Regions from separate parts of the Mus musculus genome. Here region 2 is linked to region 1. A link is a loop called in an ENCODE intact Hi-C map of the cell type or tissue named here. Cell type or tissue: heart. All regions are shown on one strand. Each heading gives the region's core, and the rest is flanking DNA. Links, peaks and the distances in the headings are about the cores only.

The links. Peaks named below come from ENCODE experiments on the same cell type or tissue, not always from the same donor. Only the 100,000 strongest peaks of a DNase experiment are listed, where the experiment ranks them.
Region 2: a loop joins it to region 1, with 11 times the contacts of the local background. A loop is called at or near these places in 12 of 42 quality-filtered maps.

The regions. Positions count from the first base shown.
Region 1 is chr4:113,708,133-113,716,485 of GRCm38, forward strand. It overlaps Skint5 (selection and upkeep of intraepithelial T cells 5), which reads right to left. Exons shown (of 59, transcript NM_001167876.1): 29 at 7,556-7,618. Among named protein-coding and RNA genes, the nearest start is that of Skint5, 290 kb to the right of the region's middle. In heart, for the core only: no CTCF peak of the experiment used is centred there; no DNase peak of the experiment used is centred there.
Region 2 is chr4:113,003,385-113,011,737 of GRCm38, forward strand. It overlaps Skint6 (selection and upkeep of intraepithelial T cells 6), which reads right to left. Exons shown (of 49, transcript NM_001103199.1): 23 at 1,072-1,134. Among named protein-coding and RNA genes, the nearest start is that of Skint10, 230 kb to the left of the region's middle. In heart, for the core only: no CTCF peak of the experiment used is centred there; no DNase peak of the experiment used is centred there.

The DNA of each region.
Region 1 (8,353 bases), core at 171-8,170:
TTGTGTCAACTTGACAGAGCTAGAGTTATCACAGAGAAAGGAACTTCAGTTGAGGAAATGCCTCCATGAGATCCAAGTGTGAAGTATTTCTTCAATTAATGATCAAGGGGGAAAGGCCCCTTGTGGGTGGGACCATCTCTGGGCTGGTAGTCTTGGGTTCTATAAGAGAGCAGGCTGAGCATGCCAGGGGAAGCAAGCCAGTAAGGAACATCCCTCCATGGCCTCTGCATCAGCTCTTGCTTTCTGACCTGCTTGAGTTCCAGTCCTGACTTCCTTTGGTGATGAACAACAGTATGGAAGTGTAAACTGAATAAACCTTTTCCTCCCCAAGTGCTTCTTGTTCATGATGTTTGTGCAGGAATAGAAACCCTGACTAAGACAAATTGGTACCAGCATACTGGGGTATTCCTGTGACAACCTGATCATGTTTGGGGGAGGACTGTGGAATTACTTTGGAACTTTGGGCTAGAAGATCACTATTAGGGGCTCTGTCAGACATTGTGCAGCAGCTTGGAAGATAATGTTGAGAACAGTACAGAAGATGGAGACCTGGCTTGTGAAATTTCAGAGGGAAGATTAAAGACTTTTTTTTTTTTTTTTTTCAGGGCCATTGATAGTTTGATTGTGAAGATTCTGTGGTTCTGGTTAGCTGGGGCTGAAGAATCAACTGTGATTAACAAGATATCAGAACTACTAAAGCAAAAACTTTGCATTACTGGGACTATTGTTGCTGGTTAGCTGGAGCTAAAAATTAGTGGTGATTAAGAAGAGACCAGGATCACTGAGGTGACATCTTCTGGGAAGTGTTTTTTGAGAGCACGGAGGCTGTGTTCCAGAGATGCCAAGTTTGTACCTTGTGTTGTGGCTGGACTTGGTAATGTGTAAGAGTCATCCAGGTGGTACTGGTTTTGAAGGCATGAAGGGGTCATGAAGAGCAGCTGAGACTCAGCACTGTGAGAGGCCATGAGAGGCCATGGAAGGCCATTGGTGAAGGTGCAACCTCAGTAGCAATTGATGGCCCAAGACTGAAGGAGTCATGTAAAGGAGTTGAGGCTTGCCACCATGAAGAAAGCGTATGGGAGGCTATTGTTAAAGCCAAGTTACAGTGGAAGACAGCAGCGTTTTGGAGATGCCAGTACCATGAGATAACCACCGAGAACAGCAGCTGCAGTGGAGTACAGGCAGCTGGAGCCTAGAAGACGAGCTGTGTGCTACAAAGGATAGGGCTTGGAGAAGTGACCTAAGCCCTTAGAGGTGCCCAGAAGATCGTGAGTTGAATCCCAGACATTGGACAGTTGGAGTTTAATTTTTGCTTTTGATTGTGACTGTGTGATGTTTTTTTCTTTCTTGAAGGAGGTATTTTAGTGGAACACACAGTTAAGAGACTTTTAATTATAAAGAATTTGGATTTTAAGAGAGATTGGAATTTTAAGAATTTGCAAAGACTGAGGGACTTTTAAAGTTATTTAGATCTTTGGGATGAATAAGAAATAAGGGTTGAGGATTACTAGTGATGTGTTTGTGTGTCAAGTTGACAAGGGGTCAATTGTACTGGCTAGTTTTATGTCAACTTGACACAGCTGGAGTTATCACACAGAAAGGAGCTTCAGTTGAGGAAATGCCTCCATGAGATCCAAGTATGAAGCATTTTCTCAATTAGTGATCAGGGGTGAAAGGCCCCTTCTGGGTGGGACCATCTCTGGGCTGGTAGTCTTGGGTTCTATAAGAGAGCAGGCTGAGCAAGCCAGGGGAAGCAAGCCAGTAAAGAACATCCCTTCATGGCCTCTGCATCAGCTCCTGCTTTCTGACCTGTTTGAGTTCCAGTCCTGACTTCCTTTGGTGATGAACAGCAGTATGGAAGTGTAAACTGAATAAACCTTTTCTTCCCCAACTTGCTTCTTGGTCATGATGTTTGTGCAGGAATAGAAACACTGACTAAGACACAGACTTTCCCTAAACATCATAATTTCTTTGACTTTCCAGTACTGATCTTGAATATCATCCTTTATTTATATAATCTATCACGGTTACCCTGTGTTCTTATTCCTTCTCATTTGAATATATTTTGAATATGGATTATAATATATGGATTATAATATTTATTCCAAAACAGGGCTTATGGGCAAATTTCTAACTTGTTCCCTTCTTCCATATATGTGAAGTTATAAGCTAATATCTTCCTCCTACCCTTTTTATTTCAAATCCTAGATTACTGTTGTGCATAGCAGAATCCCTTCCTGGAGTCCCACAAATGACCAGTGACTCCAAGGATGTCAACTTTGGGGGAACAAGTGAGGTCATTTCACATTTCTCATGAAAATATGGGGGGAAAGCTTAATGATTAAAATTTAAATAGCTGTATATCTATACAGCTGCATCATGGGTATAGACAAACATTATTCAATATAGAGCTGTATCATTGACTTGAATGGTAATCCACATTGTTAAAGTTGTTTCATTTATTCATATAATGGCAAATCCAGCTCATTGTTTGTTTGTTTGTTTGCTTGTTTGAGACATGGTTTCTCTGTGTACCCCTGGCTGTCCTGGAACTCACTCTGTAGACCAGGCTGGCCTCAAACTCAGAAATCCGCCGGCCTCTGCCTCACAAATGCTGTGATTAAAGGCATGTGCCACTATGCCCAGCAACTCCCTATTTTTAAAACAGCATTGTCTAAAGCTCCACCAGTAAAAGCAGAGAATATAGGGACAAAATATGAATTAAGGCATTCAGAAACATTCAATCTCTATTGCATTTAAGGTGGCCATAATGCATCCATTGAGATATCTAGATTAAGTTGATAGGCTCTTGTCAGAGAGAACACTGGAAAGAATGTACATGAGTTTGTGGTTTTTATTTTAGGGCCTACATACCCCAATATAGGGATGAATTTATTAAAGATATTTTCATGAAGATATAACACAATAAATTGCAGTTTTGACCGTCACCAAAAAAATAATATTTTTCTCTGTCTATTGGGTTGTCTTTAACTCCCAGACAATATTGGTTTTATATTAACATTATACATATGTAACAATGTACTTTTATCTATGTAAAGTCTTCAGTCTAAAGAAGAGAAAAATCATGATGTCAGTTGTTCTTCTTTATATAAGTTTAAATGTTAATTTAATGTTGCATTCACATCATGGCCTAAAAATAAAAACTATATAATCGGGAGTTGAATGAAACATTGCATTGGGAAGATAAAGGAAAGGTGGAGCAGAAATTTGGGAAAGAGAAGAAGGAGAAAATGGAAATGGTAGAGGACACAGAGGAAGTAGCAGAAGAAAAGCAGAGCAGAAACAAATGGTATGGAGAATATACAAGTTCTAAACAGTGAAGTAGATGTAGAATATGGCAGTATAGTGGTAGATCTGCCCAATCTAGGCACAAAGCATTTATTCATATTAATTGCATTGTGTTTTCATTGCTGGAGAATTTTTGGTTTGGAGATTTACCCCAACTAAATGGCACCCAACATATTGATTTGAACTCAACTAACCTGAGATAACAATTCCCTGCCTCTAATGCATGAGTGGGGCTTGGGAAGTAATGTAGGCTATAGCAGGCAAGACTCAAATGTGGTGGGTTTTGATAGTCTACAGAGGATGGCATAGAGGCATCTACTCAGCCTTTCTGTGTCCACTTCCCACTATACTTCACACCCTACCCTGTCTCCCACATGCACAAAAAGTAACACAGACCATGTGGGTCTTTTTACACTCAGCTCCTCCCTGTGAATAAAGAATGAGATAATAAACCTACAAGGGCTCTGGACCAGGTAATTCACTGTTATAAATAGAGAAATATAACCTTTTGATACTTAAAGATGGGAAATTTCACCTGCAGTTCTGAAATAGATGGGAAATATTACTCACTGACTCCAAGTGGAGAGAGCAGTAATAATCGCCTGCAATGAACAGGTATGAATTAATAGAAGACTGTGGCTCCAGGTAGAAAGCATAACAGATAGATAGTATAATATGCATTAATTAAATAAGTGTCTGTGTCTCAAGATAGAGAGCACAAAACATAGATGTTATAACAGGATGGCTGCACTAGGTGTAGAGTTTAATAATTAAAAACTAACTGTTTCCTATAGGCAGATATTAGTGAAGGTTTGAAATAATTGCTTTAAAAATTGTATAAAGATGTATTGCTCTAATAATTTTTACATGATATTTAAATCTTGTCTAACATGGGCTCCATGGGAATTTTGGTTTTAAATCCTGATTTGAAAAGCTGCCTTTTATAAGCAGGTATAAATAGATCTGTGAATCAATTTAATAAGGACTGCAAGAGACTCATATTCTATACCATTGTCTCCACAGGAATGTGGGGTTAATATCATGACATGACAAATTAGACAGGCCTCAATAGGCTAAAATACGTGTGATTTTGAGTAGTATGGTTGTTTTATTGTTCTTTTGGGGCAAATAGCTAACTTCAGCTTTTCCTGGTTACCGGTTGAAGGATAGGCTGATTTGGGGAATAGCTTTTGTCTTTGTGTTTTTGGAAATTGTGTTAAAGTATTTACAGCTTCCAGAGTTATATGGATCATATTTGATGGAGGGATACTCCCTGAAGAACTAGATTCTAGAGAATAAAATAAAATGTTTATCTTGATGACACTAAAATTTTCTTTTGAGATTTATATATTACAGAATATACAGCCTTGGTGAATTTCATTGTCAGACATGTTGAACTGATGTGTCTGAACTCCTGTTGTTTTGATTTTTCACCCAGATCCATTCAGGACACAGACATCAGAGACAATCGTTGGTGTGACCTACTTAAGGCCAACAAATTTCCCCATTTCCCTACTTTTCCTCCTCCCTACAAAAATATCTCAGCACCCATATTCAGCTTGAAGACATTATGAAGAGTCTTCATCTCAGTTCTCTAGTCTTTAGAACTGGGGCTGATTATTATTGGTTTTCTTGGAACCTAAAACTTTTGAAGTGTGGGACTTAGACCCAGTCCTTCTGTTGCTATTATTATAAACAGATCAGAGATGTTTAAGCCTGTGAGTTAAGGGCCAAATAGAACATTCATTTCCCTGATTTCATTGTTAGGGTGTTTTCAGTTATTTTAATCTGAAATGTCTGAGAGTAAGTAACAGATATAAGTCCAGAGTACTTCATGTAAGTAGCTGGTTTTCAAAGACATCAGAAGTCCACTAAATGTGATGTTTATTGTTATTTATTCACTTGTTGTTTAGACTAGTTTTTCCTGACTTGGATTCAAAAGAGTAACTGAGCATCTTTGAGTTACTCTAGCTATGGTGAAAAAGCCACTAGGAAAAAAATTGTCTCATATCATCTACAGGCATAATACTGTCCAAAAAAAAGGACACAGTTATAGGTTAAGACAGCTGTATTATGCCAAGATAGAGTTTGCTAGTTCTAAATATGCCTGTTTCTCTCAATTTGTCAGATTACCCTGTCCAATAGTCTGAAGATGGATGGGCTAAAGTATTGAAATAAGGGACTGTCCAAGTGATCAGCAGTTTCTATAATAAACTAAGGTTTGAAGCAGAAGGCATTCAATCTAAAGCCAAGACATAGCCAGAAGTAGAATTATAGGTCTTTAAGTAAGAATAGATGACAGAGGTTCTATTTAATTAACAAAGATGAGGCACTGGCTGTTAGGTCCCTTGTATTTTATAAATTACAAAATAGTAATAGCTGTGTTCAATTGTGTCTGAGATAAACGAGTCATTCAATTGGTCAGAAAGGGGTAATTGTTGTGCATAGCCATGGCCTGACTATATCTGTTGTTAATTCCATTCTCCTTGAAGGGTTGTGAACAAAAAATGAGTCAGCACTCATGTGATTTCCTGTAAACATTCCTATCTTAATTTGTAAAATAAAGGAGAGCTGATGATTGAGCTGATAAAGGGAAGGTGGTGGGGAAAGTTGTGGAGAGAAGAAGAGAAAAATGAAAGATGGAGAGGACACAGATGATGGGGAGGAAGAAGAAACACAGAGCAAAGCACATGCCCTGGAGAAAACACAAGGTCTAAAGGGTATCATAGATGGGGAGTGTGGTAGTGTAGTGGTAGATTTATCCAATCTAAGCACAACATATCTATTCATATAAAATTGAGCTTCTTTCCATTAACTGGGCATATTTGAGTTGGAGATTTAATTCAACACATTACTATTCATGCATACCATATTCTCATGTACAGTGGCTTATTTACGTGTTCAGAGACATCAAATACTCTCTCATGCATGGCCACTTTGAATTGCTGTATATCCTGCATTCAAAGCCAACAAAATGATTTGGACACTCTTTACTTAAAGATTCTTCTGAAGTATCTGTGTTAGAAGCTCACAACAAACTTCCATCCAAGTAATGAAAACTTATGTGTTGACAAAATTATCCACAAAGTATTTTCAGTGGTTTTTGAACAAGAATTTGACATGATGAAAGAACGTTCAACCTTCCCTATAGAAGAAGTCATCCTTCAATACTTTTCATGGATTAATCATTGTTAAAATTAGAGACAATAAAGGAAACCTTTCTCTTTCTGTCTCACTAAAATGGATAGTAAAATACAGCCCTTTAAATTAATTACAATTATCGCTTACATAAGGAAGGTAAAGGAAACAAAAGGCTCTAATGTGAATATTCATTAATAATTACCACTTCAGCTCTAAAATCTATGAAAAAATCAGTTTTCCCTTTCACTTTTTCATAACATATGCAGGGATTTCCCAAGAAGTGGCAGAATCCTCTACATGCTTTGCCTCCTGTTTCTTTTGTAACACATAGTCAATCTTTCATATTTCCTTTGTCTACAGATATTGATCTACTAATACAGGCTTGAGAGGTAACTATTTCTGTGGTAGGATTCTTGGCATTTAAGCCATTGATCATCCTTTAATTTGGTATCTATCTTCAGGTTATGTCCTGTGTTTGTAAAACAGGAAAATCCTTGGGTTGTTTTTGAAGATATATATCAATAAGTTTCCCTGAATCCTCCCTATTTCTGCTACATTTCATCATGGTACTTTTCTTGTCTTGCATGAACATTTACCTGTGCACCCAAATATTGGTAAATATCTAGTCCCCATAAATTTATGGCTATGTCATGAATATAAGACCTCTAATTCTCTAATTTGACACTTAAACTTTTTCTCACACATATTAAACTTAATACTCTTTTTGTTTGTTTGTTTGTTTTTGTTTTTTGTAAATCCTGAAAAAATTCTACTAAGAACTTGTTATAAACCTTTTAATTTGGCCAGAATGTATTACAAAATTTCTGGAAAGTCAAAGTTTTATAATCTCCTATTTCAATCAAGCCTACTATTTCAATCCCATTTACTTCTAAAATTTAATTGGCCTATGATTGAGAAGAGCTGAATATTGACACATTTTCTTGTACTTCAAAACACTCTTGTTGGTTCACCTGTAGCAGAATTTCATAGCAGATAGGGATACAGTGGAATGAGGAAAATCCCAATAATACCATTAAATTTTATTTACACATGTTTTCACAGACAATGGGTTTTAATTTTATTTTGAAATCTTAATTGATCATACCTATATCCACACTGGAACTTTGAATACTTGATTGAATAATTTTCAAAAGGAACCCTTTTGTCCCTGTAGGCAAAAGACCATATATTAAATAGGGAAAAAAAGTATAAAAAATGGCATACAGAAACTTTCATTCTTTACTGCTTTTATGATGACCATACTGCATCCATTGAAGATATCTAGATTAAGTGGATACACTCTTGTCATAGAGAGCATTGGAAAGAATGTATGAGTTTCTGGTCGTTATTTTTGTGGCCCATATACATCATATATGGGGATGAATTTATTTAATATATTTTCATGAAGACATATCACAATAAAGTTCAGTTCTTGTCCCTCACCAAGAAAAAAAATGAGTTTTTCCCTGTCTATTGGGTTGTCTTTAACTCCTAGACAATCTTGTTTTTTTTCATATTATCATCATACATATATAAGATTGTACTTGTATCTATGTTAAGTCTTCAATCTAAGAAGAGAAGTTTCATTATATCTGTTGTTCTGCAGCATGTAAGTTAAAACATTACTTTCACGTTGAGTTCACCTCATGGCCTAAAATTGATAATTGTATATTGAATGAAACAATTTATTGGGAACATAAATGGAAGGTGCTGTAGACAATACCATTTCTATGGTAGGACTCTTGGCATTTAAGCCACTGATCCTCCTTTAAATTTGGTATCTCTGTTATGATAATGTCCTGTGTTTGTAAAATAGAAAAAGCCTTGGGTTGTTTTTGAGGATATATATCATTATCTTTCCCTGAAGCCTGCATCATCCCCCCCCCCTTACATTTCATCATCG
Region 2 (8,353 bases), core at 17-8,016, 700 kb before region 1:
TAGTAGAACATTTCCCTGATATTGTCTTACAGGTTAAGCATTGATATAAGTATGAACAATAAGGTAAAAATTTCTTTATTCTACTCATTAAAGCAATAGTAAAAGATCAGTTATTCAAAACAATTACTATTAATTACTTAGATAATACCTAAGGTAAAGACATTCCATTGTTATAATGAACATATTCGTTGAATAACTCTATCCTCAGTTTAAAATCTGTTAACATTCTCAATTTTCCGTATTTGTTTTTATAACAAATGCAGGGGATTTCATGAGCTGGTAGACACCTCTGTGTCTTTGGCCTTTAGTTTCTCTTGTACCAGATGGACAAGCTTCTATCATGTTTCCATTGTCAAGGACCATTGATCTATCCATATGAGCTTGTGTGTTAGCCATTTCAGGGTAAGGATATTGGCATTTCAGTCATGCCTCCTCCTTTAACTTTGAAAATCAGCTCCTATTATGCCCTGTGTTTGGGTGTTGGCAAAGCCTGGGGTTATTTTTGATGATAGATATCAATATCTTTGCCAGTAGCATCCAACATTTCACCCTAAATATCTCACATGCGGTTTCTAGTTCATAGGAATACTAACCCAGGTAACCCTCCATTGGAAAAGATCCCTTCCTCATAACTTTATGTGCATGGCATCTACATAAGATCTTAACTTTCACATTGGACCTTCTTTTACCACACATTTAGTTCATTCAACTCTTGCTTTTATCTGTGACCACTTTCAACTTCCTATGAGCTTGGTAAAACCCTCTTAAATTTGTCATTCGGAATTTCAAGATTTCTGTGAAATCAAAGTTACAAAAGTTCCTCTTGCCACCAACCATCCTAATTCAGTACCTTTTACAAAACTTTAATTTTGGCCAGTGAACATTAACAACTGAAAGCTAACAAACTTTCTAGTACTTACAAATAATCCTGTTCTTTCTCCTGAAGCAACTTTGGCCTAGAACTAGGGACCTAGTAGCATCTGCTTAATCCTAGAGATTTTTTTAGATTGTATCTTTATTTTGTCACATACAATGGGTTTAATTTCTCTTTGAAATTGTCACTGATCATACCTGGATTCACAATGGAACTCCTCAAAATCAATCCTATTTTTTTCAACAGCATGGATTTGGTCCCTGTGGGCAAGAGACCATAAAATCAATTAGTTATTTTTATGGCATTTAGTCCTATGGGTTTAGAGTAAGAAGTTGATCTGTTCCCAAGTCTAGATAGAGCAGCAGTGCCTGCAATAGCATGCATTAGATTTACCTTACTTCTTTGAGGTATTTCTGCCTGCTTCTTATTCTTTATTGGCTGACAAGAGGCAAATGACCTGTCCCTCCAGATAGGTAACTATGCTATTTTCTAATGACATGAAAAGGAGTTGTGTGTCTCACTCCGACCTACAGTCATAATTTCAATAGTAACCCAGGCCTCATCAAATGAACACACCTAGAAGGGTAGGTAATCTTTCTGATTTATAGCTTTGACAACCATTGCCCTTAGAGATGCCTTGATGGCAATTGGGTTAAAAATGGCCAAATTTCCCATATTAAAAGCACCAGACATTTTGAGACAGGTGCCCTATGGTGGATTATTCACAATATCTTTGCATATGACCATGTTCCTGCAACTGAATCACTAGGCACTTAAATATAAGATATCTCTATGTATAGGATGACCTAGTTTATTATCGATACACATATCAGAACTAATATCGGTTGTATCCCACTCTACATATCCATAGATTCTGTCTGGGCCTTTATTCATCTATGAACTTGATTTTCATAAGATATTCACATTTTCAAACACCAAGGTCCCTATCCAAACCTGTCTTGCATCTGGTTATCATAAAATATTGTTCACTGCTGAGACCAGCAAGCAAGTGTGTTTTCTCAAGGTGGCCCTCCATTTTCCATAGCAGTAATGGGTACTCTATGAGATACAGGGAAACAGACTTTATCGCAGGATTGCTATTTGCTGCTGGTATGGCTTGCCTGCCACTATTATATAAATTGATGTTCTTGAGCCTCCCTATTAGGCAGATTTGCTGCAAGGTCAATATAAAAATGTACTTTGATGCAGTAAAGCTGTGCCCATCAATTTGATCACATCATTCCAGGTAATGATTTTATAGAACTCCTAAATTTATACATGTAATCTCAAACCTCCTATTCAAACAAACAAACAAACAAACAAACAAAAAACCTAAAACGCTGTAAATAGAGCTCTGTCAAATTTCAGGTGCCTCATGCTAACTTCAGAAAAAATAGAAAGCTAGCTTAGAACAAATTAGGATTACAGGTACTATTCAGTATAGATTAGAAATCAGGCCACTATTTTGTCACTAAAGGTCCCAAACTAGGAGTGGGCAATTTATTGTAATTGTAGGCACAAGAACAGAAAATCAATGATGGACTACTTTTCCTATGCAAAACTTCAAAATAATAAGACACAAGGGAAACAATTTGTTTCTTGACAAAACCATGCTGACTTACGATGTAAAAATTATTGCTTTAAACTTATAACTATGGGGCTTGCAAAAGCAGCATTGGTTCAAATGTGTGGGCATTTGAGATGATGAATTTATCCATGTAAAGGCCAATCATGTTCTCCAACATTCTAGGTGTTGTAATTTCAGGTATTCTGTGGATATTTCTACCTTGGGCAGTCATCAATCTGTGGCATATTGTGCAGCTCATTCCTGCACAGGCCAGAGGAGAAAGAGAGATTATAGCATGCTGAGCCTATTGCACAGGCATTGATATTACCTGAGTTGCACCAGAGCTTCTTTGCTAAATCAATGATAATGTTTTATTGAAAGATGATGGATGAAAAATTTCAAGGGGGTGTCTCAATGTGCCTGGCAGAAGCACATATCACATATACATAGAGGGAATTACTGAACTTCACCATGAAAGGCTAAATAATTTTCAATGCTATTTTATTAATTACATTTTTCCTGAAAACTTTGTCAGACTTAAAGCCTCCTATAAGATCACTGGTACACAGCATTTAATATTTTAGTCAAAATGTCTCTAGAATGCCAGCTATCACATTCATCTTGGCTGAATCTAGCAGACCATTTTTTTCTACCTTTGCCTCCAAGTATCCCATCTTGTTTGCATGAAATTTAAAGAATTCAACCTAAATAACAATGTAAATCATTAATATCTCTCAAAGCGTTTTTGATCTCTTAAAGATCACATCATACCGTCAGGTTCAGCAAAACTGAAATACAGAACCAGAATCAAATTAGCTTTATATTTGGGATTCTATAAAAACGTATAAACATCATTATAACCTGGGCACTGAACAGCTCCTCTATAACAAAATTGTTTTTTGATGCCTATCCTTTTATTATTGTCTTCCAACCTCTTATAGTCATAAGGAAATATGCCTGGAGATAGTAAAGGGTTCCCAGTATTGATGAGTCAATCATTTAGATGGATGTCCTTGTATTGCCTCAGCCCATGTTGAATGGATAGTCATATTATTGTATCTTCTGTTCTGTGGTAACCACATTGTCCAATGAGTTTCCATGCCTATGGATTTGAGAGACTGGTTATGAGAAAATGCATTTTAATTTATAATTTTCCAAACTTCAAAAGTTGAAATACAGAATATTCCCTGAACATCATAATTTCTTTGACTTCTAGTACTGATCTTGAATATCATGCTTGATTAATATAATCTATCATGGTTACCCGGTGTTCTTATTCCTTCTCATTTGAATATATTTTGAATATGGATTATAATAATGGATTATAATATTGGATTATAATACTTATTCCAAAAGAGGGCTTATTGGCAATTTTCTTTTTTTGTTTTTTGTTTTTTGTTTCTTGTTTTTTGTTTTTTGTTTTTTGTTTGTTTGTTTGTTTGTTTGTTTGTTTGTTTTTCTAGACAGGGTTTCTCTGTGTAGCCCTGGCTGTCCTGGAACTCACGCTGTATTGGCAAATTTCTAACTTGTTCCCTTCTTCCATATACGTGAATTTATAAGCTAATATCTTCCTCCCACTCTTTTTATTTCAAATCCTAGATTACTGTTTTGCATAGCAGAATCCCTTACCCGGGATGAGTGACTCCAAGGAAGTCAACTTTGGGGAAAGCAATGAGTTTATTTGGTATTTCTCATGCAAATATGGGGCCAAGCTTAATGAATTGAGACAAGATGATTAAAATTTAGATAGCTGTATAGCTGTATAGTACACTGTATCATGGGTATGGACAAACATTACTCAATATAGAGCTCTATCACTGACTTGAATGGTAATACACATAGTTAAAGTTGTTTCATTTATTCATATAATGGCAAATCCAGCTTTTTTTAAAATTTTTTTCGTTTTTTGGTTTTTTGAGACACAGTTTCTCTGTGTACAGTCACTGGCTGTCCTGGAACTCACTCTGTAGACCAGGCTGGCCGCAAACTCAGAAATTCATCTGCCTCTGCCTCCCAAGTGGTGGGATTAAAGGCATGTGCCACTATGCCTGGAAACTCCAGCTTTTAAAATAGCATTGTCTAAAGCTCCGCCAGTAACAGCAAATAATATAGGGAGAAAATATGAATAAAGGCATTCAGAAACATTCATTCCCTATTCCATTTATGATGGCCATAATGCATCCATTAACGATATCTAGATAAAATTGATAGGCTCTTATCAGAGAGAACACTGGAAAGAATGTACTTGAGTTTGTGGTTTTTATTTTGGTGGCCTACATATACCAATATATGGATGAATTTATTTAAGATATTTCCATGAAGACATAACACGATAAATTGCAGTTTGTGACCCTGACCAAATTTTTCTCTGTCTATTGGGTTGTCTTTAACTCTCAAACAGTATTGGTTTTTATATTAATATCATACATATATAAAAATGCACTTGTATCTATGTAAAGTTTTCAATCAAAAAAGAGAAAAAACATGATGTTAGCTGTTCTGCATTATATAAGTTAAAATATGAATTTTATACTGAATTCACATCATGGCCTAAAAATGAAAATTATATAATTGGGAGTTGAAAGAAACATTACATTGGGAAGATAAAGGGAAGGTGGAGCAGAAATTTAGGAAAGAGAAGAAGGAGAAAATGGAAATGGGAGAGGACACAGAGGAAGTGGCAGAAAAAAAGCAGTGCAGAAACAAATGGTCTGGAGAATATACAAGTTCTAAACAGTGAAATAGATGTAGACTATGGGAGTATAGTGGTAGATCGGCCCAATCTAGGCACAGAGTATATATTCATATTAATTGCATTGTGTTTTCATTGCTGGAGCATTTTTGGGTTGGAAATTTACTCCAACTAAATGGCACCCCACATATTGATTTGAACTAAACTAACCTAAGATAACAATTCCCTGCCTCCAAGGCATGAGTGGGTCGTGTGCAGCAATGTAGGCTGCAGCAGGCAAGACTCAAACGTGGCTGGTTTTGAGGATTTACTGAGGATGGTATAGAGGCATCTACACAGCCTTTCTGTGTTCATGTCCCCCTATCCTTCACACCCTACCCTGTCTCCCACATGCAAAAAAAGGGACACAGACAATGTGGGTCTTTTTACACTCAGCTCCTCCCTGAGAATAAAGAATCAGGTAATAAATGTACAAGGGCTCTGGACCAGAAAATTCACTGTTATAAAGAGAGAAATATAACTTTTGGTACTTAAATATGGGAAATTTCACCTGCAGTTCTGAAATAGATGGGGAACATTAGCCACTGACTCCAAGTAGAGAGAGTGGTAATAATCACCTGCTATGAACGGGTATTAATTAATAGAAGACTGTGGATCCAGGTAGAAAGCATAACAGATAGATAGTATAATATGTATTAATTAAATAAATGTCTTTGGCTCAAGATAGAGAGCATAAAAAATAGATGTTATAACAGGTTGGCTGCACTAGGTGTGGAGAGCTTAACAATTAAAAACTAGCTGTTTCCTATAGGCAGATATTAGTGAAGGTTTGAAATAATTGTTTTAAAATTGTATAAAGATATATTGCTCTAATAATTCTTACATGATATTTAAATTTTGTCTAAAATGGGCTCCATCGGAATTTTGGTTTTAAATCCTGTTTTTTAAAGTTGCCTCTTATAAGCATGTATAAATAGATCTGTGAATCAATTTAATAAGAACTGCAGGAGACTCATATTCTCTACCATTGTCTCCACAGGAATGTGGGATTAATATCCTGATGTGACAAATTAGACAGGCCCCAATAGGCTGAAATATGTGTGATTTTGAGTATTACGGTTGTTTTATTGTTATTTTGGGACAAAGAGCTAACTACAGCTTTTCTTGGTTACCAGTTGAAGGATAGGCTGATCTTGGGGAATAGGTTTTCTCTTTGTGTTTTTGGAAATGGTGTTTAAACTTTTTAAAGCTTCCAGGGTTATATGGATCATATTTGATGGAGGGAGACTCCCTGAAGAACTAGATTCTAGAGAATAAAATGTTTATCTTGATGATACTAAAGTTTTCTTTTGAGATTTATATATTACAGAATATACAGCCTTGGTGAATTTCATTGTAAGACATGCTGAACTGATGTGCCTGAACTCCTGATGTTCTGGTTTTTCATCCAGATCCATTCAGGACACAGAAATCAGAGACAATCATTGGTGTGGCCTACTTAAGGCCAACAAATTTCCCCATTTCCCTACTTTTCCTCCCCCTACAAAATTATCTCAGCCCCCATATTCAGCTTGAAGCAGTTATGAAGAGTCTTCATCTCAGTTCTCTAGTCTTTAGGACTGGGGTAATATTGGTTTTCTTGGAACCTAAAACTTTTGAAGTGTGGAACATAGACCCAATCTTTCTGTTGCTATTATTATAAAAAGATCAGAGATGTTTAAGCATGCAAGTTAAGGGCCAAATAGGACATTCATGTCCCTGAGTTTATTGTTAGGGTGTTTTCAGTTATTTTAATCAGAAATGCCTGAGAGTAAGTAACAGATAAAAGTCCAGAGTACTTCACATAGATATTTGGTTTTCAAAAACATCAGAACTCCACTGGATGTGAACTTTATTGTTAATTATTTACTTGTTATTTACATTAGTTTTCCCTGACTTGGATTCAAAAGAGTAACTGAGCATCTTTGAGTTACTCTAGTTGTGGCGAAACAGCCACTAGGAAAAAATTGTCTCATTTCATCTACAGACATAATACTGTCCAGAGAAAGGACACAATTATAGGTTAAGACATCTGGATTATGCCAAGACAGAGTATGCTAGTCCTAAATATGCCTGTTTCTCTCAATTTGTCAGATGACCCTGTCCAGTAGTCTGAAGATGGATCAGCTAAAGTGTTGAAATAAGGGGCTCCCCAAGTGATCAGCAGTTTCTATAAATAGACTAAAGTTTGAAGCTGTGTTATGCTTCCTATATATTTAATATCATTCATTCTTGGACTTCTGATGGTATTGAAAAACTAAACACTTTCCTAGCCAACCCAGGATTTTTACATTGCGAGGAATAGGCTTAAGAGAATGGTTTTCAGATGGCATTCAATCTAAAGCCAAGACATAACCAGATGTAGAATTATAGTTCCAAGTAAGAATAGATGACAGAGTTTCTATTTAATTAACAAAGATGATGCACTGGCTGTTAGGTCCCTTGTACTTTATAAATTACAAAATGATAATAGTTGTGTTCAATTATGTCTGACATAAAATAGTCTTTCAATTGGTCAGAAAGGGGTAATTTTTTTTGCATAGCCATGGGCTGATTATATTTGATGTTAATTCCATTCTCCTTGAGGGGTTGTGAACAAAGAATGAGTCAGCACTCATGTGATTTCCTGTAAACCTTCCTATCTTAATTTGTAAAATAAAGGGAAGCTGATGACTGAGTAGATATAGGGAAGGTGGTGTGGAAAGTTGGGGAGAGAAGAAGGGGAAAATGGAAGAGGGGGAGGATATAGATGAGGGAGAGGAAGAAGAAATGCAGAGCAAAAGCATATGGCCTGGAGAAAACACAAGATCTAAAGGGTCTTATAGATGGGGAGGGCAGTAGTGTAGTGATAGATTTTTCCAATCTAGGCACAACACATCTATTCATGTAAAATTGAGCTTCTTTTCATTAACTGGGCACATTTGAATTGGAGAATTAATTCAACACATTACTATTTATGCATACCATATTCTCATGTACAGGGGCTTATTTACGTGTTCAGAGACATCAAATACTCTCCCGTGCATGGCCACTTTGAATTGCTGTATATCCTGCATTCAAAGCCAGCAAAATGAATTGCATACTCTTTCCTTAAAGATTCTTCTGAAGTGTCTGTGTTAGAAGCAGCCAAAAAACTTCCATCCAAGTAATGAATAATCAGGCATTGACAAAATTATCCACA